Linked DNA regions of Mus musculus: region 2 is linked to region 1. Evidence: chromatin loops called from intact Hi-C (ENCODE). Cell type or tissue: left cerebral cortex. All regions are shown on one strand. Region 1 holds the start of Aff1 (AF4/FMR2 family, member 1). Region 2 overlaps Aff1 (AF4/FMR2 family, member 1).

Region 1 (5,000 bases):
TAGTAAGACACAGGTCTCACTATGTATCCCTGGCTGGCCTTGAATGGACAGAGATCTGACTGTCTTTGTCTCCTGAGTTCTGGAATTAAAGGTGACCTTCCATGTGTAGTGGTACAGGCCTGTTTTCTCTGAAGCTGAGGCAGGAAGACTGAGGTCAGAGTCAATATAGACCACACACACTTGGAGAACTTGTTTAAAAACTGAATGTAGGCTGGGTATGACAGTGTGTGCCTTTAATCCCAGCACTTTGCTAGCTAGGCTGAAGCTGGTGGATCTCTGTGAGGCTAGCCAGAGCTACATAATAGATAGAATCTGTCTAAAAACAAAGCAAACCAGAACACACCCACAAATAAGTATTAAGAAAAAAAAAAAACTTGTATGTTGTTGATTTAATGGGGAAATGATACTTTGAGCTAAGAGTTAGTTCTCACATGGAAGAACAGAGGTGTTGGGGGAGGGTCAAACTAGAAGGTTTTAGGAGTGCAGAAATGGAAGATAAGAATTAGTGAAGCAGAAAGAACAGCTGAAAAGGGTTGAGTTTTGTTTGATTGAGTTCCTCTTAAAAAGTGTTGCAAAGTTTAAAGTCTTCCTTCCCAAACCAGTGAAATCACATTTGCTATCACAGGAGCTGTGAGCAGCTGGCTCTCCCTCCTTTCCTGTTCTCCTGAATGCCTCTTGGGCAAGGAGGGAGGGCTGGCAAGGGCTGTGCTACCCAAGTGTGTTTAATGAGGAGCCCTGCTTGGATACTTGCTGAGCTCTGGGGTTGGGACCCACCCACCCTCTGGAGAGAACAGTCCCTTGGAAGTGGCCCTGTCCTTAATCCTGGCAATGCAGCGTTTAAGATCGATTTGGGATGGATTAGAGGATTGCTTTTCTTTATCCACAGGAGATGGCGAGCGGAAATGAGAGTGAGCAAGTAGTGTTTGTAACAAAGAAGGCACTTGGGGTTGGGAGGAGAGGGCATTTGGAAATTAGAGACCTGGAAATAGATTTCCTTAAATCCCACTTTGCCTTCACACGTACTGAGACGGAGCAACCACGGTGAAGGGGAGGTGTGTGGAGCAATGGTTGTTTCTCATCTGCGGCTCAGACCTTCAGGGAGAGTGTGTATGTATGTATATATATATATATATATATATATATACATATATATATATATATATATATACATATATATATATATATATATCCCTAAGAATTTTAGAGTGAATAAGGCAACCTGCTTAAAAAATAATATATGTAATGTTATGATGGGCGTGGTGGTATAGGCCAGAGTCCCAGTTTCAGAGGCAAAAAGATTGATGCAAGCTCTAGGCCATCCTGGGCTACAAAGCATGTGTTTGGAATGTTTTAAATATTCATCTAAAAGTTTATCAAACAGTGGAGTGTCTCCTGGATGGTTCTAATTTCCATGTCATTCTCTCTTCTCCTCTTCCCTTCTCCTCCCATCTTTCCTCTTATCTCTCTGCTCTGTTCTTCTCTTGCTTCTCTCTCTTCTTGCTTCTTGGGACAGGCTCTTATAACCTAGGTCCTTCCAACTGGTTATGTTGTCTAGCATGGCATTAAACTGCTGATCCTCCTGTCTCAGCAAATAATGACTTATCTAGTGTCCATTTTGGGCAAACTCCATTGAGTTGGTGATTATATTTAAGGTACATGTAGCTGGGGCACAGCTTGAGAGCTTGCCTGACACACACAAGCTGGGGGCTTGAACACGATTACATCATCTACTGAGTGCTGTTGGCATTACATGCATGTGAGAGTTACTTTTAAAGCTCATTAATTTAAAGAGCTAATGAAAAGGCCTTGCTGGCATCCAGGAGGTACAATGACTACCCGCTCACCTTGTAAAATCTGCCCTCTCTGCTTACCTGAGCACCCTGGCCCCGTGGGAGTAATGTAGAAATGGAAAGTTGCTCTTCTGTTGTGTGGGTGATTTGTGCTGTGTTGTTCCACAGTAGTTTTCTATCGTTAAGAGAACATATCCTGGATAATAAGGCAACTCTACATCTAAACCTTATAATGAATCAATTATTAATTAGGATAGAGTCTTGTATGTAGTTTTTGGCTGGCTTGGAACTTGCCACATAGACCAGGTGAGCCTCAAAGTGATCCACTTGCCTCTGCCTGTGCACTGGAACTAAAGATGTGTCTCATTTGTGCAGCTGGACCTTAGCAGTCTTGAACTTAGGTGCTTCCGAGATGAACAGAGCCTCATCCAAGTATGACTTCCTTTGTCTGAGAAACCAAGGATTGTGTGTGCTCACAGCTACTCCAGTCTGCTTTTGTTTACTTTTATTGCTGAACTAGACCTTGGGTCCTGTACGTGGAGATTTTAGGCTCCTGGACTTCCTTCTAGTATGATTGGATCTATTGCTAGATCTTTCCATTTTAGAATATTCTGATTTATATTACAAGCTACTCAGAATCCAGGAACCCAGCCCTGGCTGTCCTGGAACTCACTCTGTAGACCAGGCTGGCCTCAAACTCAGAAATCCGCCTGCCTCTGCCTCCCAAGTGCTGGGATGAAAGCACCACCCCCGGCAATCCTGGGACTCTTATAATGTCTAATTCGAATCCTATTCCATCTTCATGGGTAGATATTTGCTGTATTTTTCTCATTTTATATTTAATTGTCTCAGCAATTATCTGTTGAGAGATGAGTGCAGTTATTTATTTATTTAACGCCGGGCTAGATTTTTTTTTTTTTTTTTTTTTAAAGATTTATTTATTTATTTATTATATGTAAGTACACTGTAGCTGTCTTCAGATGCACCAGAAGAGGGCATTAGATCTCATTACAGATGGTTGTGAGCCACCATGTGGTTGCTGGGATTTGAACTTCGGACCTTCGGAAGAGCAGTCGGGTGCTCTTACCCACTGAGCCATCTCTCCAGCCCCCTAGATTTTTTTTTTTTAAGATTTATTTATTTTATATGAGTACGTTGGTGTTGCCTTCAGACACACCAGAAGAGGGCATCAGATCCCATTACGGATGGTTGTGAGCCACCATGTGGTTGCTGGAAATTGAACTCAGGACCTCTGGAAGAGCAGTCAGTGCTCTTAACTCCTGAGCTATCTCTCCAGCCCCCTGAATTTTTATTTACTTATTTGCATGTGTATGGGTGTTCTGTGTCTATGTATATCTATATGCCACATGTGTGCCTGATTCCTGAAAACAGAAGAAGGCTTCTGATCCCTTGGGACTGGAGTTAAAGACAGCTAAGGGAACATGGATGCTACTTAATGTGGAACCTAGAAAGTGACTCTGGGACCTCTGGAAGAGCAGATGAGCCCTCTCTCCAGCCCTCAGGCATGTTTTTGTAGCATCACATATTGTCATTTGGAACCCATTGCTCCTTAAGTCAAGCAGTGAGTCCTTCCCTCTCACCTTGGTCTGACAGTATGGGAAACTGTCTCACCTGTAGCAAGCTTCCCCTATAGCTCTGAAGGTAAAACCTTATCTTTGCAATAAACACTGAAAGTTGTTTTCCTAGAAGAGAGACTTGCCAGATGCCCAAGTCAGAAGCGTGCGAATTGTTATCTCTAGGAGACATGGTCTATGAAAAACCAGCTAGTTTCTGGTTGGTTTCTCTCTCCAGTCACTTCACACTCATCTTCAGGACTGGTGCTGTGCTTGTGAGCTTAGAACAGAACAGTGCTTTCTGTGCACTTCCCGTTTGTCACAAGGAGGAGGAGGGAGGGAGGAGAGACAGAGAGACTGACATAGAGACAGAGGGAAAAACCCCGCATTTCAGAGTCAAAATTCAAAGGACTAGTTAGTTCATCAAGGGCATTCCTAAAGTACACGAGTTCTCCAAACTACTACTGTAGGTGGTGGAGAAAGCAGTGTCTGGCAACTTGTCTCACTTGCCACCACAGCCTTCATTCCTGCGAAGGCGTCAGTCGTTCTCCACCATCAGAGCTAAAGCCAGGGGAGTGAAAGACAAGCTTTGTCTTGTGTTCTTATGTAAGTAGTTCTGACCTCTGAGAGGGACTACCGGAATCTGGAAACTTGCGGTATTTAGAAACTGGGCAATCAGTTACATGAGCAATATAATGTGGTGAGTCCCGGGTCGAACCCGGAGCGCACCAAGAAAGTGTCCTTCCAGCAGCAGGCTGGTCCTCCGGGATGCCCCTGTTAAGTCTTCTCCCTGCCTTTCTGCCCATCGTTGTTTTCAGCCGCTTCCCAGGCAAAGCCTGGTGTCTTTCCTGTGTCTGAGTTGACGCAATTTTCGATTGTGCTTTCGAGCGTTTACGTTGGTTTGCATCATGGTTTTTGTTTGCGGGGGGTGGGGTGGGGTGGGGTGGAGGGGAAGCAATTCTTTTAATTTATTAGGGGACTTCCCTGAATGGCTGTCTTCTGTGTAATCGCATGTTGCCTCGAAGAGGGAAGTCGTATAAACACTTGTTTCTGGGCACTTTCAAAACTGAAAGCAAAGTTGAAGAAGGGTTGCTAGCCGATCCCTGATGTTTCCGATGGCAAGCCCCGCAGCAGCGGCCAGAAGCAGCGAAGGCAGTGATCCGATGCTCCCACTCCCAGCACATCCCCACGGCAGCAGGACCCTGAGGTCCCAGCCCGAGCGCGGGGATCTCTGTAGCGCGCGTTTGAACACAGCCGAATTGGGGGCAGCGGCGGCGGCGGAGGTGCGCGCTGCCCTTAAAAGGAGGCGGGCCGTACCACCGCGGCGCCTGCGGGGGGGTCCCGGCGAGCTCGGGCACCTCGAGGGGAGCCCAGCGCCGCGCACATCGCCCCCGAAGTGCGGGCGAACTGGGAGCCGGGACCCCGCAGCGGGCGGTGCGGACGCACCCCTTGGTCTCTGGTGACCCGACAGTGCCCCGGGGCGGCGGGCATCGCCGCTCCCTGGGCTCCAGGGAGGTGCGGCTCGCCCGGCTGCCCCCGGTGCCCGGATGTCCGTCAGGCTCGGCGCGAGCCGAGGCTCCGGGGGGCGGAGGCGGTGCTGAGGACACAGAGCTGAGGACGCGGCTGCCGAGAGCGC
Region 2 (5,000 bases), 66 kb after region 1:
CACAATATCTGCAGCAGAGGGAAGTGTAGGGGTGTGCTGCAGATACTGTATCCACCACAGTGAGAAGAATACAGGGTGGTGCTCTGGTCCTTGCTCTCTGGAATCTTTGGAGACTGGGCTAAAGGTCACGGTTTAGCTTTTATGGTACTTCCTAAGGCTTTTAGATAATTTATTCTCCTTCTCATGTTAGCAAGAATGTCTTAGAATTGTATAGGGCTTTATATCTTCAAAACTTCTTCGTGCAGTTTCTCATTTGAGGGCTTATTCTCTAGATAACAAACCTTGTTTATCTTATACTTCCTAAAAGTTTTTTGAAGTGAACAGCTAACGCTAATGTTGGTTTCCATAACAACCAAACAGACTACTGGCACGTTTTCAGTGATGTATTGAAACAGCCATCCTTTTCTTTTTGGCTTATACTTTAAAAGTATTTTTCTGTTTTGTTTTAGTGGGCATGGGTGTGCCACCTGCATGCATGACTTTGTGTGTGCAGCACGTGTGTGCTGTGGCCACAGAGGCCAGAAGAGGTTGATGGCTCTCTTGGTACTGGTGTATTAGATGGTTGTGAGCTGTCACGGTGGTGCTGGGAATCGAACTCTGCTCTGTGGAAGAGCCATGATCCCTCTTAACACTGAGCCATCTCTCCATTCCCAGTGTATACTTTTAAATAACCTTTAGCATGGATGTATCCTGAGCGCAGGGGTCTGTCTGGCTCGATGCCATATTCATATTCATATCTCTAGGAACCTTTTCCATGGTACTGTTTTGAGGAGCTCTACCTACAAACCCCAAACTTACCTCGTTTATTCCACCCTGTTTATAACAATGCTTTTAAACCAAGAAGATCCATTAAGAACATGCAGAGATCAGATTGGTCAGTGTCCATCTTGTCTGTTCGGTGTGATTGATGATTTACTGGAGAATTGGGCTGTTTGGGCCTTGCAGAGGCCTATAGAAGGCGGGCGGTTTGCTTCATGTAGCAGGCGATGAGTAGACTGTTCCCTTCGCCATCGCTACATTGTTTTCTCCAAATTTGAGTTTTAGGAAAATATCGTTTGCTATAAAGCCTACATGGTGTTGCTGTAAGCCACACAGCTCTAATGGTGAACGTTTCTTCTTAGGACCCTCTGCACGTCAGTCCTGCAACCCAGAGCCAAAGTGAGTGACCGTCTGCCGTTTGTGTTGCTTACAGAGCAAATCCGTGCTCCTTTGTTGTGGTTTGTTTTTGTTTTTAATAATTGTTAACCGATTTGGCAATGATACACTCAAAACAAAACTCAGAGCCACTCTGTAGGTACTGTATGAAGTAAGCTGTTTTCATTAAATTCTAAACAAATACAAGTTAATATTACATGGCACATTTACTTTTCTTTTTCTTTACATCATGGTACATTTTTTTTAAAAGATTTATTTATTTGTTTTATGTATATGAGTACACTGTTGCTGTCTTCAGACATACCAGATGAGGGCATCGGATTCCAGTACTGATGGTTGTGAGACACCATTGTGGTTGCTGGGAATTAAACTCAGAACCTTTGTAAGATCACTCAGTGTTCCTGACTACTGAGTCTCTCCATCCCTTATGTCTTGTTTTTCAAGACAGGGTTTCTCTGGCTGTCCTAGAACTCACTTTGTAGACCGGGCTGGCCTCTAACTCAGATCCACCGCCTCTGTTGGGTTAAATTAGTGTGCCACCACACCTAGCTGACACATGGTTAGGTTGACTACAACTCTTGGAACTGTATTTAAGGATAAAGTATTTAGCCCATCAGTGGTTTCCTATAGCATGAAACCTGACTCACTCAGCTGTCTGATGCTGGGAGACTGGGCTGACAGTTCTCTGGTTAATGGAATGCTCCTGTGAATAATAATGTGGCCTCTGTGGCTATCAGATGAGCACAACCTCCATTGCAGAGTGTAGCCTGCAGGCCAGTTTCATCTCAACTCAACACAGGCGAGAGCCACTTTAGAAGAGGGAGCTTCCATTGAAAAAATTGCCCTGCCAAACTGGACCTGGGGGGTGGGTAGGGGTGGGGGTGGGGGACGGACTGTAGTCATTTTTTTGACTGCTAATTGATGTGGGAGGACCCAGCTCACTGCCAGCATGCCACCTGTGGGCTGGTGGTCCTGGTGCCATAAGAAGGCACGTGGAGCAAGCTGTGAGGAGCACGGTCAGTAAGGTGTGCTCTTCTATGGTCTCTGCTCTGCTCCAGTTCCTGCCTTGAGCTCCTGCCTTGACTTCCTTGAGTGATGTGACCCTTTTCACTCTAAGCTGCCTTTGATCTTGTTGTTTTAATCACAGCCATAAGGACACTAACTAAGACAGCATTCCTGTCTTAGTATGATAGCAAGTCAGTTTATATTTGGTTTGTTTTTTTGTTCCTGTTGTTTTGTTTCGTTGTTTTTCTGTTTTTTTGTTTTGTTTTGTTTTTGAGACAGTGTTGCTCTGTGTAGCTCTGCCTGGCCTGGAACTTGTTTTGTATGCCAGGCTGACCTTGAACTCACAGAGCCACCTCCTTCTGTCTCCTGATTGCTTGGATTAAAGCTGTGTGCTACCACTGCCCAGTGAATTCTTTTTAAAAAACAAAAAACAAACAAAAAAAGCCAAAAACAACAACAAAAAACCCCACTGAGCCTATTGTACCAAAACATATGTTTCGGAATATCTGAGTGTCTTGCTTCTTATGTCTGTGCTTACACAACATGGCTGCCTAAAGATTTCCAGTTTGCATTGGCCAGGATACCTTCCCATCAGAGTCCTTGTGAGTTCCTGGCTCCTGTAGCTCTAGATGTCTAGGCCACAGGACAGCAATTTGAAAATGTGAGAGCTGCTGCCACCATGAGGAGAGAGTGGGTAACTGCAAGTGCAGGAGGGTTTAAGAGTTGCTCACCCAGCATTGGTCCCCTGACCCTGAGTCCCTGTGTGGACACATCAACGGCCTTTTGGGTACATCAGGACAGTCCTTGGGGATGAATCTCTCTGTGGCACCCCTGTGCCATGTCCCTGAACTTTCTGTCCTGGATCCAGTTCTGTGAACCTGGCTCTCACCCCTCTTCCTCCTGGCCACTGCACACCCAACCTCACCTGGGACACACCCGGGGCTTAACTTCTCCATCTCTCCACATGGGCTCTTCTTCTTCCTGAAGGTCTTCCTGCATCCACACTGCTGGCAGAATCCCACACGTTCTCTCTGATTTAGCCATTGTAAGCTTTCCACAATTGGCCTTTGGTCATTACTGGTAGACTATGGAATCTGAGGACAGTAAATTTACATAATTGCCCCATGTACTTACCTCAGACTGCCCTAGGTAGTGGATGTTTGTGGGCCTGTTTCGTGTCCCTCGGGTACCTTTGCAGAATGGGACAGATGTCTGTATACATATTGGTCTCTACCAGGCTGTCTATAAATAGCAGCTGAGTGAATGAATTATACTATGGGAGATTGACTCCAGGAGGGACAGATGTGGGAGAGAGGCTATACAAAACAAACAAGGATGAACCTGAGAGTCAAGCCAGGTATGATTTGAGAACAGAATTGTCATGGAGCACCCTTAGGGGCCTAATCAATTGTCATCAAGAACAGAAACTGTCCCCCGCAGTTATGAGCAGGATGGGTGCCACCTCAAGCTCTGTGCTCTGGCTAAAAGTCCGTTGCTGCCGTTTCGTTTCCAAAGAAGCATTCTCTTTCATGAGACCATAAATGCTGCCCCAAGCGGCTGCATCAAGTGCAGATTGGTACTGCACCTGGGTAACGGGGAAAAGCTGACAAGAGGGAACTCAGCGAGTGGTTGGTTGTATAAAACTGTTTCCATGCTGTTCTGACTGCATCTTCCTCCCCACAGAACAATATGACACGCCTTCAAAAACCCACCCCAATCCCCAGCAAGGAACCTCGTAAGTAAAAAAGGGAAAAGCAACCTTTGTGTATTAAAATTTGATAATATAGCGTTCAAATTTCCCCTGTAAGCCCATTATGTAGACTGACCCCCCCTCGCTCTCAGCTAATGAGTTCATAAAAGGGCTTCACTGTAGAGGGCAGAAATGACCCCCAGTAATGGCCAGTTGAAGGTTTATGCACTGTCGTAGAATGTGCTGAAGGGGTTTTCTGGAAAGAAAGGTCTTGAGCTATTATTTATGCATTGACCATGGAACTCCAAAGGCTTTGGCTTTTAAAATTTCAAACTTAAGTTACCCTAGCTCTGGAAATTAAATTTGGGGGGGACTATGGGATGAGATTTTCTGCCGTTTTCCAGCCTATTTATTGTCAGTATCCTGTTCTGTTACCTGCTGTTCTTATCCAGGTCAGGCACCTCTAAATGTATTCAGGGATTTTGGAACACTTAGTCTTCACGTTATAGGTGTTTCACTCAGCATTTTGACCCAGTTTGTTTCTTTAAAGTAACCAATTACTATTTCCTTACTGCTTGCCCCATAAGTAATTGCTAGGGACAGAGGGAGGCTAGCTCTTCAGGCTTTCCCCTCCGTGTCTGTGATGTCACCAGCACACTGACTGGTTAGATGGATGTTGCAGATGCTCTCAGAGTTCAGAATCCTGCCCCAGGAGGCCAGAGGAGGGCGTTAGATCCCTTGGAACTGGAATTATAGGTGGTTGTGAACCACCATGTAGGTGCTGGGACTTGAACTCTGGAAAAGAACTGTTGAACTCTTGGTCCTCTGGAAAAGCCACCAGTGATTTTTATATGCTGAGCCATCTCCCTAGCCTGTTTCTTCTAATTTTTTTTTTTTTTTTAAAGCTCAGTTTTTGTTCCTTGTTTTGGGGGAAGGGCATTGCCAGAAAGTGTCAGATGAGTTGGAGAGATTATTACATGTCACTGTCGGAGTGATTCTCATTTCAACACAGAAAGATGAACAGTAGCCTAAGAGTTTTGATAGATGAATTTTCATCTTCTGGAGGATTGTGAGTTGCTTGTTTTTGTCTTGTTGGTTTTAAAATATGTTTTATTTTTGCTTGATCAGAATGTATTTTAATGTGCTCTTG

The links. Peaks named below come from ENCODE experiments on the same cell type or tissue, not always from the same donor. Only the 100,000 strongest peaks of a DNase experiment are listed, where the experiment ranks them.
Region 2: it touches region 1 in a loop (4-fold over the local background); 18 of 42 quality-filtered maps call a loop at or near these places.

The regions. Positions count from the first base shown.
Region 1 is chr5:103,749,210-103,754,209 of GRCm38, forward strand. It overlaps Aff1 (AF4/FMR2 family, member 1), which reads left to right and starts at 4,953. Exons shown (of 20, transcript NM_133919.4): 1 at 4,953-5,000. In left cerebral cortex, a CTCF peak has its summit at 2,960 (motif pointing right); DNase peaks (open chromatin) are centred at 3,933, 4,654 and 4,915; H3K4me3 peaks cover 1,357 bases; H3K27ac peaks cover 1,318 bases.
Region 2 is chr5:103,815,092-103,820,091 of GRCm38, forward strand. It overlaps Aff1 (AF4/FMR2 family, member 1), which reads left to right. Exons shown (of 20, transcript NM_133919.4): 6 at 1,122-1,158; 7 at 3,844-3,895. Among named protein-coding and RNA genes, the nearest start is that of Aff1, 63 kb to the left of the region's middle. In left cerebral cortex, CTCF peaks have their summits at 2,848 and 3,718; DNase peaks (open chromatin) are centred at 2,836 and 3,714.